Regions from separate parts of the Homo sapiens genome. Here region 1 is linked to region 2. A link is a contact called in ENCODE Hi-C or POLR2A ChIA-PET data. All regions are on one chromosome and are shown on one strand. The core of a region is the stretch at or near the end of the contact, and the rest is flanking DNA. Distances in the headings are between cores, read along the strand shown.

Evidence for each region. A loop is a pair of places that touch in the nucleus more often than their neighbours do. ChIA-PET counts read pairs that join two places held with the same protein, here RNA polymerase II (POLR2A). Pooled maps may share reads with other maps.
Region 1: a loop to region 2 is called in a map with no recorded cell type, with 11 times the contacts of the local background. The contact joins the promoter of ZNF543 here to the promoter of ZNF551 in region 2. A Hi-C loop is called at or near these places in 1 of 37 single-sample maps with no recorded cell type and 6 of 50 pooled maps. POLR2A ChIA-PET finds 5 or more read pairs at or near these places in 1 of 52 experiments (naive thymus-derived CD4-positive, alpha-beta T cell).

Annotation. Positions count from the first base shown.
Region 1 is chr19:57,318,996-57,322,030 of GRCh38, forward strand. It overlaps ZNF543 (zinc finger protein 543), which reads left to right and starts at 1,477. Exons shown (of 4, transcript NM_213598.4): 1 at 1,477-1,876. The coding sequence starts at 1,859. RefSeq lists enhancers at 1-370, 1,296-1,415, 1,426-1,575.
Region 2 is chr19:57,680,020-57,683,308 of GRCh38, forward strand. It overlaps ZNF551 (zinc finger protein 551), which reads left to right and starts at 1,958. Exons shown (of 3, transcript NM_138347.5): 1 at 1,958-2,225. The coding sequence starts at 2,145. RefSeq lists an enhancer at 1,650-2,273 and a silencer at 2,329-2,398.

The DNA of each region.
Region 1 (3,035 bases), core at 227-2,726, 360 kb before region 2:
TCTATTATTCCACTATTTCCATATGTATACATCATTTAGCTACCACTTATAAGTGATAACATGCAGTATTTGACTTTGTTTCTGAATTATTTCACTTAAGAGAATGGCCCCCCAGTTCCAGCCATATTGCTGCAAAAGCCATGATTTTTTTTAATGACTGAGTAGTATTCCATGGAGTGTATATATATATACACATATATACATATACATACATATATATACATATATATACATATACATACATATATACATATATACATATACATACATATATATACATATATATACATATACATACATATATATACATATATATACATATACATACATATATATACATATACATACATATATATACATATATATACATATACATACATATATACACATATATATACATATACATACATATATACATATATATACATATACATACATATATACATATATATACATATACATACATATATACATATACATACATATATATACATATATACATATACATACATATATATACATATATATATCGCATTTTCTTTATCCAATCATCTGTCGATGGACACTTAGGTTGATTCTATGACTTTGCTACTGTGAATAGTGCTACAGTAAGCATGTAAGTACAGGCATCTTTTTGATATAGTGGTTTATTTTCCTTTAAGTAAATACCCAATAGTGGAATTGCCAGATCAAATGGCAGTTCTATTTTCAGTTCTTTGATAAATCTCCATACTGTTTTCCATAGAGGTTGTACTAATTTACATTCCCACCAATAGCATATAAGCGTTCCCTTTTCCTTGCATCCATACCAACATCTGTTGGTTTTTTACTTTTTAATAATAGCCACTCTGACCAGTATAAGATGGCATCTCAGTGTGTTTATGTGTGTGTGTTTTCTCTCATCATATCTCATTATAACCTCAAATTCCTGGGCTCAAGCAATCCTCTTGCTTCAGCCTCCCAGTGTCTAGGACTACAGGTGTACACCATCATGCCTTGCTCTTTTTTTTTTTTTTGGTAGATATAACATCTTACTATATTGCCCAGGGTGGTCTCAAACTCCTGACCTCAGCAATTATTTTGTGTTGGCATCCCAAAGCACTGAGATTACATATATGAGCTACCTCCCTAAAATAAGGGAAGTGAGCCAGAAGCTCTGGGCCCAGCCCATGATCTCAATCGGGGCGAATATCCCCGCCTCCTGACCTCAATTTTCCTAAGCTAGAAAGGACCTTTCGACCCTCCGACTTGTGCCCATAGTAAAGCGGCGGCCCTAAGACGACGCGGGGGTCCTTGTGCGCACTTAAATGGAGTCGGCTGCGCTTGGTGAGTTCCCACACCCGGTAGATGTGAGGGAAAAACTGCCTTACTCAGAAGGCACCACCCCTTGCGTCGGCCGCGGACTCTAGGCCAATGACGGGCCAGGACACGGGCGATTTCTGCGGGCCAGGGCGGCGGAGGTGGGACTTCCGCTTCGTCGCGTGACGTCATCTCCGTGAGCAGGATTGGCCCTGGAACAGTGTGGGGCCTGGACCGCTGGGTAGGCGCGTCCAGCGGCCTGAGCAGGGGAGGGTAATGAGGCTGTTACGCGCCTTCTCCGCATCTTGGCGGGAGCCTGACGCCCCGCTTCTTCCCTAACGGGGTGTTCCACCGGCGCCTGCCGAGGCCTAGGCCTCCGCAGCCGCCCTCCGTCTCCTCAGCCCCGACGCTGCGCCCGCTTTGTGCGCATTTTTCTCTGGGGAAACTGAGGCTCCGAGTGCGAAAGTCAGCCGAGGTCGCCCCGCCCAGGACAGAGAAGGGCTGGGGGTCGGCTGAGCCGCGGCATTCCCGGGCCCCGCTAGGGCTGCAGGGTCTCAGGATGGCAGCCTCGGCGCAGGTGAGTGGACGAGGTTTTGGCCTTGCTGCTGCTCTGCTACTTCTGGAGGCCTCGTGGGCAGGCAGAAGCCAAGACAGCCACAGGATGTTTCTTTGTCGCCGTCGTTTATTTAAGAGAAGTGGCCGTAGCTTGTCATTTCCTTTATCCGCAGTCCTGCAATAGTGTTGGCCTCCGACAGGTGCTCAGTCCTTGGTAGAAGGATGAATGATGCTTCCTTCATGGATCTCATCACACTTCCCTTAAATCCAACCTCCTCTGTTGCCTGCCAGCCCCTACCCCATCCACCTGGCCAACCACCCCTGACCTTGTCTCTCCATTTTTCCCTTGTCCTTTGCTCTTCAGAGCCACCAACCTGACCGTGCAGTCTTCTTCCTTTTTCCAGGCTTTCTCTTTGCACTTCCCTTTGCCTTGAACACTGCCCCTATAACTTCGCAGGGCCTCCCTCTCATATCTTTCTGGCCTCTGTCCAGATGTCACCTATTTGGAGGTGGCTTTCTTGGCAATTCCGGCTAAAGTGGCGCCTTACGCACTTGCCCATTTTTGGCAATGTGTGGCATTTTTGTATAGAGAATCTGACGATATTAAAGAAGCTTGCCGTTTGAGTTGGTCTAGGATGTTATGTGAACAAAGAGAAACGAAATAATTGCAAAGAGTGACAGCTGATCATAAAGAGTCCTTGCTGTGGGCTGATTGGCAGGCATTATTTAACCCTCAGCTCCTTTAATCCTGAACTCCTTAGAATTAGGTTCTCTTGTCCTCACTGTTTTACACAAGAGCAGCTGGAGGCTCACATAGGTTCAATTACCTGCCTTACATCACTGTAGCTCTTAAGTATCAGAAACTAACAACTGGTGTGTCTACCATCACAGCCTGTGTTTTTACCCTCTTCTTTGCCCGCAATGGTTAGGGAGGCCTGGGGGTGACACCTAAAGTAAACTTTGCAAGTTGAGCAGGCTTCCTTCTAGCAGGTGGTCTTGGACATGAGGAGTCATGGCATTTCATGCTGGTGGAACTGTGTGGACTAAAAAAAAATGGTTTATTGGTTGTTTAAGGAGTCCGCAGGGGACCCGTGTGGCTTCCACAGTGGTTTCCTGAGTGGTTTTCTCCTATACCAGCTGACACATGTCTTGGGACACAAGATTTTGTGGTCTTTTGCTAG
Region 2 (3,289 bases), core at 708-3,207:
GAGCTGAGAACAGACCACCGCACTCCAGCCTGGGTGACAGGCTCAAAAAAATTTTAAAAAGATGTTTATTGTAACTTCTAAGGGAGGAATTAATATTTTTTTTTTTTTTTGCTGGCAACTTTGATTAATTTAAACATACAAAAATTAGCTGGGCATGGTGGTGTATGCTTGTAACCCCAGCTACTCAGGAGGCTGAGGCAGGAGAATCGCTTGAACCCGGGAGGCAGAGGTTGCAGTGAGCTGAGATCGCGCCACTGCACTCCACCCTGGGAGACAGAGCAAGACACTGTCTCAAGAACAAAAACAAAAAAGCCCAGGCGCAGTGGCTCACCTGAGGTCAGGAGTTCAAGACCAGCCTGGCCAACATGGTAAAACCCTCGCTCTACTGAAAATACAGAAATTAGCCGGGCATGGTGCTGGCGCCTGTAGTGCCAGCCACTTGGGAGGCTGAGGCAGAAGAATTGCTTGAACCTGGGAGGTGGAACTTGTGGTGAGCCAAGATCAAGCCATTGCACTCTAGCCTGGGCAACAGAGTGAGACTCCGTCTGGGAAAAAAAAAAAAAAAAAGAACTGATAAACAAATTCACCTGTGTAGCTGAATTCAAAGTCAACATGCAAAAGTCAACATGTAAAACTCATATGCCCTTCCATACACTAACAATGAAAAATCTGAAAAGGAAATTAAGAAAACAATATCATTTGCAATAGTAATGTATATGGTCAAATGATCTCAACAAGGCTACCAAGACCACTCAATGGGGAAACGATGATCTTTTCAGCAAATGATGCTGGGAAAATGAAATATTCACATGCTAAGGAATGAAGGTGAACCCTTACCTAACACCAAAAACACAAATGAACTCAAAATGGACTAAAAACCTAAACATAAGACCCAAAACTATAAAACACTTAAAAGAAAATATAGGGTGAAAGTTTTATGACATTGAATTTGGCCATAATTTCTTGGATTTGACACCAAATACACATGTGACAAAAGAAAAATAGACCAATTAGACTTCATGAAAATTAAAACTTTAGTATATCAAACAATAACAAAGTGAAAGAGGAACCTATTTAATGAGAACAAAATACAGGTTGAATATCCCTGAGCCAAAAATCTAAAATCCAAAATGCTCCAAAATCCAAATTTTTTTTTTCTTTTTTTTTTTTTGGAGACGGAGTCTCCCCCTGTCGCCCAGGCTGGAGTGCAATGGCGTGATCTCGACTCACTGCAACCTCTGCCTCCCAGGTTCAAACGATTCTCCTGCCTCAGCCTCCCAAGTACTGGGATTACAGGCGCTCGCCACCATGCCCGGCTAATTTTTGTATTTTTAGTAGAGACAGGGTTTCACCATGTTGGCCAGGCTGGTCTCGAACTCCTGATCGCGTGATCCACCCACCTTGGCCTCCCAAAGTGCTGGGATTACAGGCGTGAACCACTGCGCCCGGCCCGCCCGACTAATTTTTGTATTTTTAGTAGAGATGGGGTTCCGCCATGTTGGCCAGCCTGGTCTCGAACTTCTGACCTCAGGTGATCCGCCCGCCTCGGCCTTCTAAAGTGCTGGGATTACAGGCGTGAGCCACCGCGCCCAACCCCCTGAAATAATATTTGTTTGCCTCTAGGGGCACCCTGAGCTTCGTGGAGTCTGAAATAATGTCTCTAAACACTTAAGTGATCAGTTACGGAAAACACTTCCCAGAAATCTGGGAAAAGCCCCTTTAAGAAGGAGTAAATACCTCCTTCTCCCCTAGAGGCCGAAGTCGCCATTTCCCTGCACGGGGCACAGCACCTCAGAATACAAGTTCGCAGAGGTCAAAGCAGTGGACACACTCCGAAGAGCTCCGTGGAGTTTTGGAAACTACATTATCCAGAGTGCAGAGCGCAAAACGGCGGCGGAGTTGAGCCAATGACAGCCCAGGATAGCAACACTTCCGCGCACGCGCAGCGCGACGGGCCGGAACTTCCGGCGTCCTCCTCGTGGCGGTCATTTTGGCCTCTGTCCTGTTTGTCCAGCCCGCCAGTTTCTGCAGTGGAGGTCGCGACTGAGGGACGGGACAGAGAAGTCGCGAAAGTGGGCCAGAGGTTCTGCGACACCACCTCGGGTGAGCTGCGCCAGGCCCGGGATAGGGACTGTTGTGTTCGAATGCCCGCCCCGGTCGGCCGCCGCTCCCCGCCTAGTCCACGGAGCTCAATGGCGGCAGTCGCGCTGAGGGACTCGGCTCAGGTGAGTTGTGCGTCCTCCGGGTCTCGCCTACCTCCCCCAGCAGAAGCCTTAAGGCCCAGTGAGGGATGCCTGCTCACAGCCCTGCAGCCCAGGCCCCAGTACCCTGGACAAGAAGGCGCTTGTGGATTGGACCCGTTTGTGACGCCCAGTGTGTACGGAAATGTGACGGGCAGTTGACTGGCGCGTGCAGAACTTGGAGCTGCGACTAAGCTGGGGGGGATTCAGGAGCCTGGGGTCCGTCTCGGGTCTGCAGGAACATAGAGTGAGGCAGAGTTGCACCTGACGAATTTGACGATTCTGAGGACACTGGCAGCCTTCGAGATTTGTGAACAGATAGGGACACTGGGCTAGGATTTCCTAAAGCTATCCAAAAGTTGCTCAGGGGAAGAACAGGCTGAAGAGAGGTAATAGTAGTTAGGCATAGGAAGACTGAGTTCTTGTCCAAGCTCACGCAGCTGGTAAAGTCAGCACTGAGAACTGAGGTGCGGAGATAGTGCAGCCAGCCCAGGCCACCTGGCTCCAAAACTGGACCAGGGTCATTGGGCGACCTGAGCCTCGCCACTCGTCTAGCCTTGGGCCCTGAGACTTTGAGCAAATACAAAGCCCAGAGTCTTAAGTCCAGGTTAGATTATATGAAGCTGTTGGCAGCCGGGGGAAAGGAGATGTAGAAGGTTGTCCAAGGCAAAGTTACCAGTATATGCTAAGTTTGGAGAGGAGGCTAAGATAGTTCAGGAACCTACAATTATTTTCTTTTCATGAGAACAGGGAGCAGTGTAGTAGAAGTCAGACCCGGAATGGTTCCCTGAGAAGTTGAGTTGTCTATTCGTTACTTAATAGTAACAGTGGGAGGTTTGGAGTGGAAGAGGGAGGTGATCTGGTTCTGGTCTTATTAGGCTCCCTGTGGCTGCAGCATGGGAAGCCAACTGAAGGATGAGGTGGGGAGACCTGGGAGGAGACTACTGGGATAGGCCAGGTGAATGTGATAGAATGTGATAGGCCAAAATGGTGGCTGTGAAGATGCGAGAAGCAGTTGGATTCTGGATTCATTTTTTAAGTAGGGCTGC